Regions from separate parts of the Homo sapiens genome. Here region 1 is linked to region 2. A link is an interaction called in ENCODE POLR2A ChIA-PET data of the cell type or tissue named here. Cell type or tissue: CD4-positive, alpha-beta T cell. All regions are shown on one strand. Each heading gives the region's core, and the rest is flanking DNA. Links, peaks and the distances in the headings are about the cores only. Region 1 overlaps TXLNB (taxilin beta). Region 2 overlaps HECA (hdc homolog, cell cycle regulator).

What was found. ChIA-PET counts read pairs that join two places held together with the same protein. Peaks named below come from ENCODE experiments on the same cell type or tissue, not always from the same donor. Only the 100,000 strongest peaks of a DNase experiment are listed, where the experiment ranks them.
Region 1: POLR2A ChIA-PET joins it to region 2 with 14 read pairs; 5 of 35 experiments call an interaction of 5 or more read pairs at or near these places.

The regions. Positions count from the first base shown.
Region 1 is chr6:139,246,554-139,256,535 of GRCh38, reverse strand. TXLNB (taxilin beta) reads left to right here. Exons shown (of 10, transcript NM_153235.4): 7 at 898-972; 8 at 8,627-8,719. Among named protein-coding and RNA genes, the nearest start is that of TXLNB, 40 kb to the left of the region's middle. RefSeq lists a silencer at 5,670-5,964. In CD4-positive, alpha-beta T cell, for the core only: CTCF peaks have their summits at 5,753 and 8,571; a DNase peak (open chromatin) is centred at 5,775; H3K27ac peaks cover 2,061 bases.
Region 2 is chr6:139,139,866-139,149,847 of GRCh38, reverse strand. The region is part of intron 1 of HECA (hdc homolog, cell cycle regulator); the gene reads right to left. Among named protein-coding and RNA genes, the nearest start is that of HECA, 9.8 kb to the right of the region's middle. In CD4-positive, alpha-beta T cell, for the core only: no CTCF peak of the experiment used is centred there; a DNase peak (open chromatin) is centred at 5,003; H3K4me3 peaks cover 4,081 bases; H3K27ac peaks cover 3,064 bases.

The DNA.
Region 1 (9,982 bases), core at 929-8,928, 110 kb before region 2:
CAACATGGCAAAACCCCGTCTCTAGTAAAAATACAAAAATTAGCTGGGCATGGTGGCAGGTGTCTGTAATTCCAGTTACTGAGAAGGCTGAGGCAGGAAAATTGCTTGAACCCAGGAGGCGGAGGTTGCAGGGAGCTGAGGTCACACCACTGCATTCCAGCCTGGGCGACAAAAGAGAAACTCCGTCTCAAAGAAAAAAAAGAAAAAAGAAAAGAAACAGTTGCTAACAAAAGTGCACCAAGTGGGGATGTTCTGGAGAGGTTCCAGCAGAGGCTGAATGATTGTTGGCCAAGATTACTAGAGAAGGTTCCAGAATGTGGTGGGAAGTTGAATTTTTTGTGATTCATACTTGAGCTAGAGACTATTTTTTTTATTAAAACCACTAGTTTATAGTTGAGAATCCAACTTTTTTAGACCAATTATTTTCTTAGCTTTCTTTTTCTTTATTTTTTTAGAAATGGAGTCTCACTCTATTGCCCAGGCTAGAGTGCAGCAGTGCCATCATAGCTCATTGCAACCTGGGATTCCTGGGCTCAAGTGATCCTCCTGCCTCAGCCTCTCGAGTTGCTGGGACTGCGGGCATGCACCACCACCCCTGACTAATTTTGGTTTTTTTTTTTTTTCAGTGACAAGGTCTCCCTATATAGCCCAGGCTGTTCTCAAACTCCTGGCTTCCAGCAATCCTCCCAGCTCAGCCACCCAAAGTGCTGGGATTATAGGCATGAGCCACCATGCTGGGCCTGGTTTTTTAAGCTTTCTTAGATTCTTTTCAAAGTTCCAAAAAATTACTTAAGGAGGTTAATGAGCAGGTTGCTAAGTTTTGTAGACAAATTACAGCCAAATAGTAATCTAAAAGGCAAATCTGACCATCTTTCCACACACTCTCTCTTCTCATAGTTGCTGAACCAGGCAGCAGAGTGGAAACTTCAGGCGAAAGTGCTGAAGGAGCAAGAGACAGTCCTGCAGGCTCAGGTGAGGCCAGGTGGACGAGGCATGGGGGTGCTGTCCTCACTGTCCCCAGATAAAAAGGCTGGGGCCAAAGGTGGGCAGCAGAAGTCCTCCTATGTGGCAGGGGATGGGGGGATGGGAATTGGAAATGAAGAACAACTTCACATTTATTCATATTTTCAAGTAAAAATAAAAGCACAATATTATATCTATGAAAAAGAAATGTTCTGCGCCGGCAACATCCAGTCAAAGGTTTGTTGACAGACAATGGATGACAGTACAGTGGTCAAGAGAGTCAGCCAGTGTCCAGGTTCCCATCTAGCACTTCTTATTTCCACCGTACTTCCCCTCTCATTGCCCTGTTAAGGTAAGAAGAAAACGTAAACTGCTCAGATGCACCATCTATGACTGGCGATTCTTAAGATGTCCTCATGTCTTGATATTATTTATCATAAAAAGAAAATGAGGCCGGGCGCAGTGGCTCACACCTGTAACGTCAGCACTTTGGGAGGCCCAGGCGGGCGGATCGCCTGAGGTCAGGAGTTCGAGACCAGCCTGACCAACATGGTGAAACCCCGTCTCTATTAAAAAATATATAAACATTAGCCAGGCGTGGTAGCATGTGCCTGTAATCCCAGCTACCCAGGAGGCTGAGGCAGGAGAGTCACTGGAACTCAGGAGGCGGAGGCTGCAGTGAGCCGAGATCACATCACTGCACTCCAGCCTGGGCGACAGAGTGAGACTCCATCTGTTTAGAAAGAAAAGAAAAGAAAATGAGAAAAATAGTCACCACTCAAGTTTCTATGCCATCAGAGGTTGGCCTTGTCAGTGGTGAATGGATACAAGTGTCAGGCAAGTCAGGAACCATTTTGGTTTGGCTGCGTGACAACTTTTATGTGCTTCTGTTAGACTCTGGGGGTTCCTATTTCAGACTCAAAAAAAGGGGGGACCATTCTGGACATTTATGCCACAGCTGACTCTGGAAGAAAGCCAGACCTACCCATCTTACCCCTACCTGGGGCTCTGCCTGTCCTAAATAATGGTCCCTGTGGGTTCCAGGAGTACCATCCTGCCACAGGCCACAGACTTCCACTGCCCTGGGAAACACCCAAGTGCTAAAGGGACTGTGAGGTCACAGGGAGAAATTCACCGAAGGCAAGGAAATCAGAAACCTTCCAAGCTGGGCAGCATTAATTTAAGATTTGTAAATGTTTATATGCTGACAGCTGAGTACTTGTTCACTGTAAACACACACACACACACACACACACAAATCGTGTTCATTGTAAAAGAAAAAAGCAAATAAGAAATTTAAAATCACAGATTATACTACTGCACAGACAAAAATACAGGGAACATTTTCATATCTAGCCTTCTTAAAGTATATTTCTGCAATGCATATATAGCAAAGCAATAATAAATTATTTTCTCCAGTATGAACTACTCTCTGATAATAAAGAAGAATTGTCTTAATACACTAGATACATAGAAGTTAGAACCATAATGTGTCTGAAGCAAAGGGCCCAGAGTTACAAACTCAAGATCATCCTTTAGGCAGTCACGGAACTCATCACATCATGGTGTAGGGTGGGTGGCTGACTGCTGGCTGTCTAGCAGAAGGAAAGGGGGTGTGACCTCAAGGAATCAAGCCAAGGCCTCTAATTCTATCTGTGCCTCATTCACCACACAGAGCCTTGAGGGGAACAATAAATAATACTTGAAGCTGTGCACTGTTCACATCATCTGCTACATGCAATCTCTACTCCTCCATGCAAAATGAAGACAATCAACTTGAGCAGAGTAGATTACATTGTTAAACTGTGGGCTACAGAGTGATTCACTCAGCTGGCATCAGAATCGAGGCCTTTAATGACCTGTACAATACAAATATTAAAGTTTTGATCTAATTTCCCCCTTATACCCCCTCAAACTTAAAAAACCATCAACCAGGGGTTCTAGATTTGCTATTGTTCCTCATTCATCCCTGAGTCAAGGCACCAGGTCAGAGTCCTGGCTCTTTTACCGAGAAGCTGTGTGACCCTGTGTAACCCACCTAAACCTCTATGGAACTAAATTTCCTTGTCTGCAAAATGAAAATGCTATAATGAATCAATGACCCCAGCCTGGAGTCGTGCAACCCCTGAGAGGCCTATGACTTTTCAGCGTTTCCAAAACATCAGCACATAAGGTAGCAGCTACTATCTAAAATGTAGTTGTTTCTGGTATTACTTCACCTCTTGCTCAGCAACTGTGGATGGAAATTATGCCTATGTTTAAGTTTTTAAAAGGAAAATCAGTTAATGCATATGTAATATATGTAGTTGGTTTTCAAATCATGCATCCAAAGCATTTTGCTCAGTGTCTGGCCCAAAATAAGCATAATTAATTCAACCAATATTTACTGAGCATCTACTAAGTGCTAGGCATGGTTCTAGGTTTGGCGATATAATCATCAATAAGAGAGAGAAAAATCTCTGCTTGACTATTAATTAGTGTATGAACTAGTAGTATTATTTCATAGGTAAGGATTTCATATAAGGAAATATGGAAATATGAGAAGGAAATATGAGACAACAGGAGTTTTTTGTTTGTTTTTGAGACGGTGTCTCACTCTGTTGCCCAGGCTGGAGTGCAGTGGCATGATGTCAGCTCACTGCAAGCTCCACCTCCCGGGGTTCACGCCATTCTCCTGCCTCAGCCTCCCGAGTAGCCGGGACTACAGGCACCTGCCACCACACCCGGCTAATTTTTTGTATTTTTAGTAGAGACAGGGTTTCACCGTGTTAGCCAGGATGGTCTTGATCTCCTGGCCTCGTGATCAGCCCACCTCGGCCTCCCAAAGTGCTGGGATTCCAGGCGTGAGCCACTGCGCCCGGCCCAACAGGAGTCTTAAGTTGCAAAAAAGTTGAAGAACCGCTGGAAAAGATGATCTCAAGATGCTATTCAGCTGTAGTTCATGAGCATAGAGAACTTCCAGAGCTGAAGAAGTGTGGCCCTAAGCTAAGTTGACCCCGCCTTGTCCATTGCCTGCAGTGTTCCACAGTGCAGGCAGCCTCACTAATTGCAAGAACCCTCCTTTGTCTTTCTTTTTTGTCTCCAAGTTACCTTTGAAATTCCAATAATTACTTAAGCCTCAAGAATAAAATAGAGGTCCTGAATCCCTATGCGTAATCATGTTTAAACAAGCTCCTCATTAAAAAGTATCAACATTATATTTCTAAAACTTCTAAACTTTGAAAACAAACTCTATCACAGATTCTTTTGCATAACACTCCAACACTTCCTTTGGTTTTACGCTGCCTTTAAAGGGGTGGGAGTAGCAGGAGGCCAAGGCCAAGGCCCCATTTCTAAGGTCTGGGCAACAGAATTATCAAGGACAGATTGTGTTATTTTCCTAGAGAAGTCACTTTTCAGTCATAAGACAACTGCTGGCCAATTGGGGGCAGGCTTCTCACTTAGGGAAGCGATGTCTGGCTTTCAATTATACAAGCCAAGGCAACAGAATAAATGTCAGAGATGATCAATGGGATACAATTGTCACTACAAAATCGAGTGTTCATTGGATCAACAAGGATGAAGACAGTAGCAGATGTGGGAAGTCAGCAATATCTGATGTGGACGCAAAATACTACCCAAGGGGAAAGATGAGTGGGTAAATTGTGGAAAGCATGTAATCAGAGTCTTTAAAGTCTGAAGTCCTCCCCATACCTCTACAGGGTGAGAGGAGAGCACTGCTGCACCTGTTCTTGTCATAGGACTTAACTCCCAAACCAAATCTCACAGGTTCACCAAGATGATTCCTGGACACAGTTGTTTCCCATGTCTATGAGTGTCTGTAATTAAAATTTGGTGCTCAGTGAAAAGACTGTGTTTGTCACTTGGCCCATTTAAAAGTGAAATATTGAGGCAATTTTTGTTGTTGTTCTAATCATAGAAGAGTTTGTTTCTATTTCTGCCTCTGGCAGGGGAAATGCTGTGCATGACCTCTGGATGTCCTTCCCTGGCTCTGTGAAATACCAAAGTGAGACTGGGAATATGACACATGAAACCAAACATGTATCCTGTCAGCACGATAGTGAGAGGGAAGACGCTACCAAACAAATATCCATTTAGTAAACAAGAAGCACAAACATTTAGTAAGTAGGAGAGTGTTAGAGTTATCTGAGAAATCCATAGTTTTTGCCACCAGACAGAGAGGTCAAATAGGAAGAAAAGCAAAATGTTAGACTGGTCACTGGAAGGAAGAAATAGGGAATTGTTGTTTAATGTGTATAAAGTTTCCATTTTGCAAGATGGAAAAAGTTCCAGAGATTGGTTGCACCACACTGGAAATATACTTAGCAATTCTGAACTATACACTTAAAAATGGTTAGGATGGTAACTTTTGTGCTATGTGTATTTTACTACAATTAATTTTTTTAATAGAAAGCAAAAATGAAAACCATAACTAGAAAAAGCACAGAAGAGCTGGTGATGAATCAAGACACTACTTCTCAGAACTCTGGGTGTGTCTGTCTTCTCCATGCTCATGAGCCAGCAACAAGAAAACATAAGAAAAGGAAACAAAATCTGCCCAATTAATACACCACAAAGAACATTCTGCCTTTTTCTTTTTTAAAGCCTTTACTTTGAGACATAATGAAAAAATATAACAGGTACACATGGAAAAGTAAGACATGGTGACAGCCTTACCCAGTTAAGTGAAGACAATCAAACCTGAGGGCTTTTAATGCCTGTTAGCTCATGTTGAGGCTGAAGTCCTGGGGGTGGTTGTTCTTGCTGATTCCAGCAAGGCTGCATCTGTGAGATGGACCAGACATGTGCTCACTCCTGCCCCGTCTGTCTGCAGCCTGCAACTACAGGGCTGCAAGAGGGATCGGGAGGACCAGCTGAGGAGACCACAGTGTCTGAGGCCTCTATGTAACTCTGCTAGAGTTACTGATAAGTTGGAAAAAGAATGGGGAGAAATTAAGGAAAAAAGTTAACAAAAGAGGCCGGGCTGAGAATACAAATGAAAAGATTTTGTGATAGAAGGTGACCAGGATCTGCTGGGGGTAGTTGTTCCCACCCTAGGCCAATGGATGATGTACAGGATAGGTAGCCAGTCCCCAGGAGCTAACCCTAGGGCACAGTGTCTCAGACCAAGAGGTCTGACCCATTTGTGGGCCCTGAAATTAATTCTGGCCCACAGTGGATTCCAGCCAGTATTTTGAAAAAAAAAAAAAAAAAAGAAAGAAAGAAAGAAAGAAAAAACACAGTTGAACAGAATATGTCAGAGTGCATTGCACATGATTGGCTGGGTACAGTGGCTCATGCCTGTAATCCCAACACTTTGGGATGTTGAGGCAGGAGGATTGCTTGAAGCCAGGCGTTTGAGACCAGCCTGTGTTAAAAAAAAAAAAAAAAAAAAGCCAGACATGGGGCATGTGCCTGTAGTCCTAGCAACTCTGGAGGCTGATGCAGGAGGATCCCTTAAGCCCAGGAGGTTGAGGCTGCAGTGAGCTAGGATCACACAATTGCACTCCAGCCTGGGTGACAGAATCAGACTGTCTCTTAAAAGAAAGAAAAAAAAAACCACAGTAAACATTGTCTTATGCACCATGCGTGTGTGTGTGAGAGACAGAGTGTGTGTGTCTCTCTGTGTGTGTAAAACCCTAGAGCCCCTTCTTGGCCATGAATTCCTTGATGCCCCTTTACTCTGTCTTCTTTAATCTGTGTGTCAAGGAATCATGAGAAACAAATTTCGGTTCTGTCACATACAGTACTAATGAGAGAATTCAAAATGATAATCAGCTGTCATTTGGCTTTTCTTTGGATAATCTGTATTCTACCGAAATGATTTATGTTATTGCTGTCTACTGCAGTAAAATCTCTACTACTCCAAATTATTGGGGAAAACCCATTCTAGATAAGCAATTTTCTGGGCTCTAGGGGTTGTTTGACTCATACATACTCCCTCTCACACCCACACCCCAAGACTGGAAACTCTCCAATCTGCCAGCTTTCATTCAGGGTGCTTTCTGTACTTTAAAAAAGACAGTCTCACTGATAACACCGGTCGGTGCCTTCCTTCCAGCTGATAACCCAGCCTTCCTGGTCTATCCAGTGCAGCCAGGGCCCTTGTTTATTGACGGATGCTGCAAGTCTGCTTCTTCATACAAAAAACTATGTTGTATGAAAATGTTATACCCATTTGAAGACTTGGGACTATTCTGGACACTCAAGAGTACCAAAGATTCATTTGAAAATTGAGGCTTGACCAATCTGAATCATCCATACTAAATCCTCTCTTATTCAAAACATGCTACCCTAATATTATTTTCAAAGACAAGATTTTATTATTTTATCACTGTCATTATATCACTGATCAAGTATTTACACACTCTCCTTCCCTGTGTTGCCCCATTTCCACCCCGAATGCAAGCACTTGAATTAAGGACTTGGCGATACAAATGCTCCTCGCTATATCTCCATGGTGAGCCATACACTTGGCAAATGCTAACCCATACAATGCTTCTCTGCAAATTAGAAAAAGGCATCTCTTTTTCAAGACTCATTACTTCCATCTGTGGAAAACTGATGTAATAAACTGATTTTGATAAAAAGGGACATTTAACTGCTATTGGCTAGAATGCTATATTCATAAACATACAAAACTCTGATGTCTGAAACAGAAATGGCAACTGCCTAGAGTGGTGTACAACCTGTGTCATGGCAATGGCCCTTGTCCGTGTCCAGCCCACATTGCCTTTATCACGTCTTTTCATTTGTCTATTTTTTCCCTTCCTTCAAGACCAAGTTCCAGGTTCACCTTCTCCATAAACATGTGGCTCACATGATCACCTGCCATGCTCACCTTCTCCGATCACCCACTGTCCTTAACTGACTTGACTATGTAGCCATTGTCCCATAGTCAAGTTGTCTTTGAGATGGTCTTCCCATTAGAAGTGCAGGTCCCTCAAATGCAGATCCATGTGTTAAATACTTCTGTACATACAGTCCATGCATGTAGTACTCAATCAATGTTGATAAAAGTTTTAATATAATGAAATAACATATTTTCTTTTTTCATTTTTTTCTTTTTTTTTTTGGAGACAGAGTTTTGCTCTTGTTGCCCAGGATGGAGTGTAATGGCGTGATCTCTGCTCACTGCAACCCCTGCCTCCTGGGTTCAAGCGATTCTCCTGCCTCAGCATCCCAAGTAGCTGGGATTACAGGTGCCCACCACCATGCCCGGCTAATTTTTGTATTTTTAGTAGAGACGGGGTTTCACCATGTTGGCCAGAATGGTCTCAAACTTTTTTTTTTTTTTTTTGAGACGGAGTCTCGCTCTGTCGCCCAGGCTGGAGTACAGTGGCACGATCTCGGCTCACTGCAAGCTCCGCCTCCCAGGTTCACGCCATTCTCCTGGTCTCAAACTCTTGACCTCAGGTGATCCATCTGCCTTGGCCGCCCAAAGTGCTGGCATTACAGGCGTGAGCCACTGCGCCCAGACTATTTTTCCATTTTTCTTTAAAGAAGCATTTCAATCATGCTCACTGGCCTAGGTTAATCTTGTAGTAAATAAAATAATTAAACATATTACTAATACTATATTGAGAATTCCTTTAAATAATGAACAATGACATGTTTTCTTCTGGAAGTATTCTGAAAGATCCACTCTTTCCTCTGTTTACAGCTCACTCTCTACTCAGGAAGGTTTGAAGAATTCCAGAGCACACTAACTAAAAGCAACGAGGTGTTTGCCACGTTCAAACAGGAAATGGACAAAGTGAGTATTGCTTATCACCAACAAAATATTGACATTTTCTATTTTGACAGGCAAATTTCCTTTGGTTTCCTTTTTCTCTCACTAAGATATTTTGGTGCATTTCACAAAGTAATGAAATGTTTATAGGTAGGAATGAGGTTTGGGCTGTATTTTTTAATTGGTAAGTATCTAGTGAATTAATCTTAGCAGGAGTCCAAAAATTCTAGGTTTCATTTTCACTCTGAAGAAGAATAGTTCTTTTTCTAACCCATGGATAACTTAAAAAAAAAAAAAAAAAAAAAAAAGAAGACCAGAGCTAGCAATTTAACATGATGGTGTATATACTGAACTCAAAATATAACCTTCTAAGAATTAAAAAAAAAAAAACAAAAACTTTTGTCCAGACGTGGTGGTTCATGCCTGTAATCCCAGCACTTTGGGAGCCCAAGGCATGAGGATCACAAGATCAGGAGTTCGAGACCAGCCTGGCCAAGATGGTGAAACCCTGTCTCTACTAAAAACACAAAAATTAGCCAGGCGTGGTGGCATGCGCCTGTAGTCCCAGCTACTCAGGAGGGTGAGGCAGGAGAATCGCTTGAACCTGGGAGGCAGAGGTTGCAGCGAGTGAGATCACGCCACTGCACTCTAGCCTGGGCAACAGAGCGAGAATCTGTCTCAAAACAAAAACACAAAAAACCAAAAAACTTTTATATGAATATACAAAAGTAGAATGTTAGAATAGGAAATACCATCTTATAAGAACCTTCTTAGAAGAGAATTTAACTTATGTAATGTAATATAACTGACAGAGCCTTGAATGAGAAGATGGAAGCCTGAATTCAATTCTGGTGTGTTCTTGCTCATCAAGTGGTCTTACTCATCAATTCACTTAACTTCCTGAATCTAATTTTTTTTTTTTTTTTGAGATGGAATTTCGCTCTTGTTGCCCAGGCTGGAGTGCAATGGTGCGATCTTGGCTCACTGCAACCTCTGCCTTCCGGGTTCAAGCAATTCTCCTGCCTCAGCCTCCCGAGTAGCTGGGATTACAGGCATGCACCACCATGTCCGGTTAATTTTATATTTTTAGTAAAGACGGGGTTTCACCGTGTTGGTCAGGCTGGTCTCGAACTCCTGACCTCATGTGATCCACCCACCACGGCCTCTCAAAGTGCTGGGATTACAGGCATGAGCCACCATGCCTGGCCTCTAATTTTTTTTAATCTATGCAGATACTACTTTCCCTGCCTAACTCACAAGATTGTGAAGTTAAATTAATACATTTTG
Region 2 (9,982 bases), core at 821-8,820:
GCTCACACTGGTGAAAGAACCCTCCTCAAGGCTTCGGTTGCCTCAGTTTCTCCTCACTGTGGGGTCAGAAAGGCTGTTTGCAGTAGCTCCAGAAGGTCTCATTCAAAAAACTGGGCTTGCCCTGAGACCGGCAGGAGAATGAATACTACAGATTCTCTGGGCAAAATTTGCACAGCAAGAGCTCCCAGATCCAAACTTGCAGAGAAACGAAAGGCTCCCCCCAAAGCAGCAGAATACAGATTTGGAAGACCGGCATTCACTGCAAACTCCCTGGGGGAAAGCCAACATCTGCACTGGTTCTTCCAACAAATCAGTGTGTGCATTCATCACTGGTTGGGAAGCAGCCACACTGCACCACATTACAAACAGAGAACCAAAAACTCACCTAGAAAAAACTAAAAACCCCAAATCATGGCACAACGATTTGCTTTTCCAAACAGCTCTATGGTTTGAAAAAGAGCTCGTCACAAACAGTATCATGTCATGCTCACTTTCTGCAGATAAAACTTGGGCTTGGCAAGGTTTGGCAGCCTTGCAAAATGGCAGAGCCAGATCACCTATAACCTGTGTCTCCCAAATCTCACACTGTTTAGAACAGAAATGAGTTTGGAAACCTCTTCCAAATCACAGACATCTGAGAAGGCACAAAGGCTCCCTGGATCAGCATGATGCATGGTGTGTGAATAAACTCTTGGTTCAATCGAGTGCTATGTTCTCATTTTATTAATATACACATGTAATTTCAGTTCAAGTGCCAGAAGGAGAAAAATGAGAACTTTCTTATGATTCAGCATTTAAGTCTGTTATCATAAGCAACTTATGGGCAATTTAGCCTTAAGAGGCCTCAGTTTGCAGCCTGGTTCTTGAGAAGAGGCAATTACAAGTAAATAATGAGTCTTTATCTACAAGTGTCAAAGTCCTACATAGCTGGAAAAAAACTACAAGGGATTTTAGAAATGTGCAAGAAGAGACGGGTATTGAGCACTGGAGCTCAGCTATTGACTCGACAGCAGTGAGTGGCCAGAGACTCGGAGAGGAGGTAAGGGAGGGCAGCAGGAGTTGCAACCAATTTTTTTTTTTTGGAGACAGAGTCTCCCTCTAATGCCCAGGCTGGAGTTTAGAGGCATGATCTCAGCTCACTGCAACCTCTGCCTCCCAGGTTGAAGCGATTCTCCTGCCTCAGCCTCACGAGTAGCTGGGATAAGAGGCATGCGCCACCATGCCCAGCTAATGTTAGCATTTTTAGTAGTGACATGGGGTTTCACCATGTTGGCCAAGTTGGTCTCAAACTCTTGACCTCAAGTGATCTGCCTGCCTCAGCCTCCCAAAGTGCTGAGATTACAGGCGTAAGCCACCACACCTGGCGGGTTGCAACCAATTCTGAGAAACAGAGCCTTCCAAATTAAAAAGTAAACACAACCTCATAAATGTAATAGCATTACTGTGCACTGGTATACAAATGAACTCAAAGTTGCTAACTTTATGCCATGCCCAAACTGCTTTGCCTACAAGTAATTTCACAACTTTCCTCACACTCCCTTACCTTTACCTTTATTTCTATGTGGATGTTAATGTAATCATACAAAACTGTAAAATTTCTAACCAGCAAAGACAACCATAAATAAGGCTGAAAGGCAAACAATAAATTAGGGAAAGCGTATGTCAAAAAGTACCCTGAATACGCAAACACTTTGTGAAAATCAGTAAGAACACAAATACCCTATTAGTAAAATGGACAAAAATCACAAACAAGAAAAAAATACAAATGATCAATATAAATATAAAAAGATATTCACTGATGATCCAAAAAATGCAAATATTATGACAATGAGATGTGATTTTTCATCTATCTGATTGGCAAAGATGAAAATGGTAATCGAAATTTACATTACAGAGTGCGAAGGAACTGCACCACCACTGATGGTGTAAACTGGCAAACCTCGTCTGTAGGAGCAGTTTGGCAATATGTATCAAACCAGTGATCCTACTGCTAGGACTTTACCCTAAAGATAATCACATGCTAGTTATGAACTCTGGTCCATTAAGAACAGGAAGTGCCAGTTCAAATGTTCACAATCTCCCAAGCCAAGACCAGGAAGTCCTTCTGTGATAGAAGGATCAGATCAACATACGTGTACAATGTGTGAGTAAAGTGCTTCCTTGGGTCAAGTATTTTCTTGTTTTACAAATGTAATTTCAGTTCAAGTACCAGAATGACAAGCATTTTTTTTCTTTTTTTAGACAGCATCTCGTTCTGTCACCCAGGCTAGATGCAGCTCACTGCAAGCCTTTCCTCCTGGGCTCAAGCGATCCTCCCACCTCAGCCTCCCGAGTAGCTGGGACTACAGGCACACATCACCACATCCGGCTAATTTTTGTATTTTTGCAGAGGTGGGGTTTTGTCATGTTGCCCAGGCTGGTTTCGAACTCCTGGACTCAAGTGTTTCACCCACCTCAGCCTCCTAAAGTGCTGGGATTACAGGCATGAGCCACTACGCCCGACCCATAAGACCTTTTAAAAGTAATGTAAATGTCCTTATTCAGTATAAAAACCATATTGGTGTTTTTACACTGAATTTCAGTCCTCTCCTTTAAAAATCTGCATACAGTTTTTCATTATTTATGTACGTATGTGTGTGAGTCAAGATGGACCCAACATCAACAAGATTCCAACTATAAAGCATGGGGGTCAGGCACACTTCCCTACAGCCAAGCCTTTTCTGCAAGAAGGGAAGGCCATCTCTGAAGCTTAGTGTCCTCATACTCAAATGTAGACTGCAGACTGCAGGTGTCACACCTGACTCCTACTAAACACTCAAAAAGGGGAGCTGTGGCAACTTCACTTTTCCTGTCACTAGGAATGGCTGCTTCTCCTTTCCGTAAGTTCTACAGACCCAACACACCAATCACCCAGGAGTCTTGCCTAATTTGCTTCTGCACTACAGCACATCACCTTCACTACTAAAACTATATGCCTAACACAGTGGAACTGTATCATTACCGAGGTAAAGAAAGTCACTGTGACATGTAGGCACTGCCCAGTAAGAACGGATCCAAGGAGCTGGAAGCCATTTGGAAGAATTCTTTGAGCTTCCCTATGTTTTCAGGCATGTACACTTCTGCCTCCACCACAGCAGGCACTTATTTTTCAATGCCAGGCCCTCTTCATGGCTTCTGGCAGCACTGTTCTGGGCTCTCCGTGTCTGTTCACTGACACCTATCACCAGCCATCTCAGGCTCCCGCTCTCAGATTACAGATTGTACCCGCTGCCAATCAAAAATAGCCAGAACTTGATTCTGTACATTTCTGTTTCGACTTCTGCCTACTGAGCTGTGTTAGGCATAACAACTAGTGTGTTACCTTAATAAGAAGTTGTGTTATACTAAATATTACACTGAAATAAGCATCACACTCAGGAGTGCTCATTTATAAAGCGAAAACAAAGCCTGTGACTCAGTTTCAACATTAGTGTCCAAAGACTCTACTGAGATGACTTTATAACTTGAAGGGACATGATCTAAAGTATAATCAAACCTATGCTTACCCCTAGAGAAAAATATACATTTTCAATGTGGCAAGTAGCTGCTTAACTTACCGGAGCAATTTGATACCTTACTAACTTTTGTCTGAATTCATCCTCTTGATCACGTGTTATGAAGGAATAAATCTTAAGGCATTCTATTTTTAATGAATTTCCAATAAAATGAAATAAAAAGAAATGTGAATTGTGACACCTGGACCATCTTTTCCTATCCGACTATCTGTAATTGTTCTTGGTAGGGGAGGGGAGGTAATATGATTTGAGTGGCAATATATTGTGAGGGGGTCCAGAATATGCCACTGTGGCATAAAAATTAAAGAGCTGAAAGTGATTAAGTTCCTGAAATCTCTTACTGGCCTAAAAGCAGAGGCTCTCAAAAAGAATTCAATTAACATAAATCCCCTCCCCAAGAGCAACCAAGGAAGAGCGACTCATCACCAGAGATGAAAAGTCTTCACACCACACCAAGCTGATATTACCACCAAACTATCGCATCTTTCATCTATTCTCCTAAACGCCCACTTATCTTTCCAAAAAGTCCTTTGTTTTCCCATAAGTTCCCTTTTCTCCCCTCCCCTTCCCCTATTAAAATAACATACAAGCCCCTACTTCTAACCATTCCTTTGGCTCACATTCTTCTATGATTAAATGTCTTTTATCTTGCAATCTGTCTCTTGTCAATTTAATTTGCAGACCCTCAATCACTAAGCCTAAGAGAGTAGAGAAAGTTTTTCCTCCTTGACTATTTAAATCTATGAAATACACTATATTACGTGTATATATGAGAACAATGCTAACTTTCTCATTAAATGCTATCTAAGCAATTATATGACTACATTGAACACTTCATCTTCCTTTTTCCTCACTTTTCTTTAAGCTTCCTCTTAGTATCTTTCTTGTTTCTCACTCTTAGACTTTTCAAGTATTATCCTCATCTGTACAATTTAGCAAAAGTAATTTGTCTGAAAAATTGTAACATTTTAAAGTATTAGAAATGCTACTGACTTTTTGCTAGTTTATAAAAAGCTCTCAAGTACAATTAAGCTAAAACATCCTGTTGATTAAATAAAGCAAGTTGCTATTTCGCTAACCACTGAAAACTGGAAGCTTTCTGAAATATACAAAATTAAAACACACAGTCACTCTGTACAAAATAGCATTTCCCCTCACCAGAGTTTATTGTTTTAAAAACTGGTAAGATGTTGACAAAAATAAAATGACAAACCAAGATAATTAGTACAACTTGGCACAGAGATATACACTTTCTACCTAGGTACGAAAAATAAACCATAGGGACAAGCCCCTGCCTCTAGAGAAAATCTTACTTGCTCAAATGGTCCCAATCCCTCCCACTGGCATCTAGTTCTCTGATGTTAACCTCAATTAGTAACCTCACATGGCTCAGAAAGCACTGGGCTGCTGCTGCCCACAATTAAGATAGGCTTTCCATACAGCAGTCTTGGATCCTGCAACACTGTCATCCTGGGCAGAAAAGCAGCATGTGCCATGTGCCCTCTGCTTCATTGAAAAACCACAATTGAGGGTCCATGGCAGGCTCCACCTCCAATCCTTTATTAGTTATATTAAAAGATACTCATTCTGTTAAAATATATAATTTTACAAACTTGTCAACAACCTGTGATTACCCCCTTTTCAAATTCAGCTGACCATGTCCTTGTTTATAAACCTAGGTGGGCGGTTCTCCACTGGCTACAAACATCCAGCTTTGACTGTCTGACCCAGCCCCCTTTCCAGCCTCCAGTCCTACCACGGCACCTGACACCGGCTACATCAAACTCCTGGAGCAACCAGAACTCAAGGCCCTTTTTCACTTCCCTCTGTTTGGAACATCCTTCCTCTACCTTTAGAATTCACTGTCTCTCTTCCTGCAAGACTCAGCTCAAATGTCCCCTCCTCCAGGAAACATCATTTTCCCCACTGGCTATCCACAGTACATTATCATGGCTCCTGTTGTTTCCATGTCTCTCTGCCAGCTTCACAGTGAGCCCTTGATGGTATGGATTCTGATCCCCCCAAGTATAATTTAACATTGTACTTCTCAGTCATAGGAGATAGTAGGTGCATAATAAATATGTAGTAAATGGATGAGTATATAAACAATGAATTAGGATCTAATGAATGAGGATCTAATGAATGAATGAGGATCTAATGAATCCAGTAGTTGCCTGGAGAGAGGGAAGGATCCTGTGTTTAATTCTCAGTAACACTAAGCCCTGGCTGATCCCCCAAAGTACATCCTGGGCTCCTCACCTCCTTTCAGCTACACAACTCCACATACTCATTTGACTTCTCCATCTTCAAATCCAATACTTATATTTAACCCAATATTTTGCCACATATGCTCCTGCTCTTTCACAGCTGCCCTTGTTTAATACATGGAATAACTTACTTGCATTTCTTTCTTTCTTTTTTTTTTTTTTTTTTTGAGACAGAGTCTCGCTCTGTCACCAGACTGGAGTGCAGTGGCGCAATCTCGGCTCACTGCAATCTCCATCTCCTGGGTTCAAGCGATTCTCCTGCCTCAGCCTCCCGAGTAGCTGGGATTACAGGCACGTGCCACCACATCCAGCTAATTATTCTATTCTTAGTAGAGATGGGGTTTCACCATGTTGGCCAGGGTGGTCTCGATCTCCTGACCTTGTGATCTGCCTGCCTCAGCCTCCCAAAGTGCTGGGATTACAGGTGTGAGCCACCACGCCTGGCAGCGTTTATTTCTATATAAGGAAGATGTACCCATTTTTACATGTTGCTTTTTGTTTGCTTATTTTTAGCTAAATCATCTGATTTTTTCCCAGTAAACTATGATAAGAAAGAGAAGATGGGGGAAGAGTAGATAATCATTTTGAGTCAAAGCAGTGCTTGAATAAAAACTTGCACGGTACTATAGTCTTTTTCCACATTAATGTCTCTCAGTGTCTGTTCTTAACATCACAATGGCTTAACAAGTTTTTTAGTTGGATAAGGTTGAACAAACCACAAAATTTACAAAGCTGTTGTTGACAGGGCTCATATCTGCCAGGCCCTGTGCCAACGTCTTTCACATATACTGTTTTCCTTCAAAAAAACACCCTAAAGGATTGCATTTAGAAAACAGAGGCTGAGAAAGGTTAAATAACCTGCCCCAAAGTCACTCTGCTATAGCGTAAGTTATAGCACCTAGCTTTACACCCAAGCCTGAAGTACCCAGTCTTTTTTCACTAAAGCTTTAAAAACTCCAGATCTTACTTTGTAAGATTAGAATCATAATACAGACAGAATTTCAAAGGTCTATGCTTTCATCTTCACTAACTCTATCACCAGTTACTAAAATATCATCTACCATTATTACTTTTGTTTTTGAGACGGAGTCTCATTCTGTCGCCAGGCTGGAGTGCAATGGCGCGATCTCAGCTCACTGCAACCTCCGCCTCCTGGGTTCAAGTGATTCTCCTGCCTCAGCCTCCTGAGTAGCTGAGATTACAGGAGCCCGCCACCATGCCCAGCTAATTTTTGTATTTTTAGTAGAGAAACAGGGTTTCAGCATGTTGGTCAGGCTGGTCTTGAACTCCTGACCTCATGATCCGCCCGTCTCGGCCTCCAAAAGTGCTGGGATTACAGTCGTGAGCCACCATTGCCTGGCCACCATTACTACTTTTTAAAATCTCTGTTTTAAAAACAGAAATACATCCAGCCTTGGAAAGTCCCCCTATGTACGACAGCATCTGCTCCAAATTCCGGATGCAAATGGGGCCCTCCAGTTGCTGAGACATTTTGGAGAATTTGCTGAGCAATTCTCCAGCATGCCTTTAAAACAACCAGGGAATGATGAGACCATGGGGAAAAGCACTCTGACCACAGCAATGTCAAACTGGTACAACCTTTCAATAGGGCAATCTGTCAGCATGTATTAAAAGTCACGAGAATATGCATAATCCTTGGATATAGCAAGTCCACAGGAAGAATTTTTCCTAAGTACATGCTGTGGTTTGAATGTTTGTGTCCCTCCAAGATTCATGCTGAAACTTAATCCCCAGTGCAACAGTATTATGAGGTGGAGCCTTTAGAAGGTGTTTAGGCCATGGTCAGGTGCAGTGGCTCACACCTGTAATCCCAGCACTTTGGGAGGTCAAGGCGAGTGGATCACAAGGTCAAGAGATCGAGACCATCCTGACTAACGTGGTGAAACCCTGTCTCTACTAAAAATACAAAAAATTAGCCGGGTGTGGTGGCGGGTGCCTGTAGTCCCAGCTACTCGGGAGGCTGAGGCAGGAGAATGGCGTGAACCCAGGAGGTGGAGCTTGCAGTGAGACGAGATCACACCACTGCACTCCAGCCTGGGCGACAGAGCGACACTCCATGTCCAAAAAAAAAAAAAAAAAAAAAAAATTAGCTGGGCATGGTGGCATGTGCCTGTAGTCCCAGCTACTAGGGAGGCTGAGGCAGGAGAATCGCTTGAACCTGGGAGGTGGAGGATGCAGTGAGCTGAGATCAAGCCACTACACTCTAGCCTGGTGACATAGTGAGACTCTGTCTCAAAAAAAAAAAAAAAAAAGAAGGTGTTTAGGCCATGAGGGCTCTCATGAACGGGATTAGATCCCTCATAAAAGTGCTTGAAGGAACAAGTTCATCCCTTTCACCTTCTCTGCCATGTGAGGATGCTGTGATTCTCACCAACTACAGAATCTGCTGGCTGTGACCTTGGACTTCCCAGCTTCTAGAACTGTGAGAAATAAATTTCTATTGTTTATAAATTATCCACACTGAGGTATTTTGTTGTGGCAGCAGAAACAAATTAACACATGAAGTAATTAAGTGGACAAATGCCCAGAAATATATAAATAAGAACCTAAAGGTAAACAATAGTGGAATGATCAAATTTCCAAGGTGCAGACATATGATGATGCACCTGTATATTTACTGCTCTGCTAAAATGTCCACAAACTATTCTATGTGTAAAAATCAGATTATAAAATATATGATCTTCTTTTTGCAGAAACTATATATGTACTTTTAAAAGTTTTGTGAGAAAAAAAATTTAAGGCTGCAAGAACATATATCAAAATATTAATAATGTTGATCTCTTAAGTGGTGGAATTATGTGTTTAACCAGAAAGGCAAAGAAAGCTTCTTTTCTAAGATGCTTATTTCATTACTGGTAAAATAATAAAATAACACAATATTTTCAAATAAATAAAGCCCTTAAAAATGCCAAAGAGGGCCGGGCGCGCTGGCTCACGCCTGTAATCTCAGCACTTTGGGAGGCCGAGGTGGGCGGATCTCGATGTCAGGAGATCAAGACCATCCTGGCTAACACGGAGAAACCCTGTCTCTACTAAAAATACAAAAAATTAGCCGGGCATTGTGGCGGGTGCCTGTAGTCCCAGCTACTCCGGAGGCTGAGGTAGGAGAATAGTGTGAACCTGGGAGGTGGAGCTTGCAGTGAGCCGAGATAGTGCCACTGCACTCCAGCCTGGGTGACAGAGCGAGACTCCATCTCAAAAAACAAAAATGCCAAAGAGTTGCTGATCAAAATCAGTTAGGACAGATTTTTTTCTGTAAAGAATCTCTTCTGGTACCTTCAAGTTCTTTAAATTATTCATAGCTAAAAGCCTGAAGTAAACTCATAGGAGGATTAAGCTGCAAGAGATTTTCCCGTTTTATCTCCCGTTTTCAATTCTCCATGGAATGAAATATATTCTTGGACTTACAGGAAAATTGACATTGAAGGTTTAGTTTCTAGAACTTAAGGACAGATCACAGATCCTCTAACAAGTAAAGAATGAGAGAAAGACGAGACTGCGCATAGAGCACCATGAACGGCGCACAGAAGAGCTCTTCACTTTAATACACGAAGTGTACAGGAAGAATCTTTGATGCATGAGGCAATATTTTCTGCCAATCTCCACTAAAAAGGTGGATTTCAAAAGACAACATCCAAAGGCAAATAGTTCTTGAGACCCAAAAAACTGACTTCTAGATAAGGCAAGAAAATGTTTTCTAAGATTATAATGGTAACCTATATACCTTAGATCCTCAACAGATATTCCTTGATTTGAAAATAAACAGCAAGCAAACATTTTTCATTTTCCTACTGATGGATATAGGTAATTTAAATGTAGTAGGAATTAAAGTAAACATCTAAAAAGAAACTATTTAAAATATACTACAAACCTCGGTTATAAAAAGTGTCTTTAGTGGCCTAAATATGCAGCAAAATACAAATCCTGTGCATAGGGAACAGGTGGTACTCCAAAAAAAATCTACTTGTCAACAGATATATGGAATTCAGAATGCGTTTTCCCATGGAAACACTGTTATAATGGTGGTTAATTCCCAGTCTCCTCCACAAAGCCTATTTAGTTGTTAGTGAGAAATATTTATCCCACACCTGTGTTTTATGTGAATGGTACTGGTGGTCTAAATGAAGACATCCATAATGC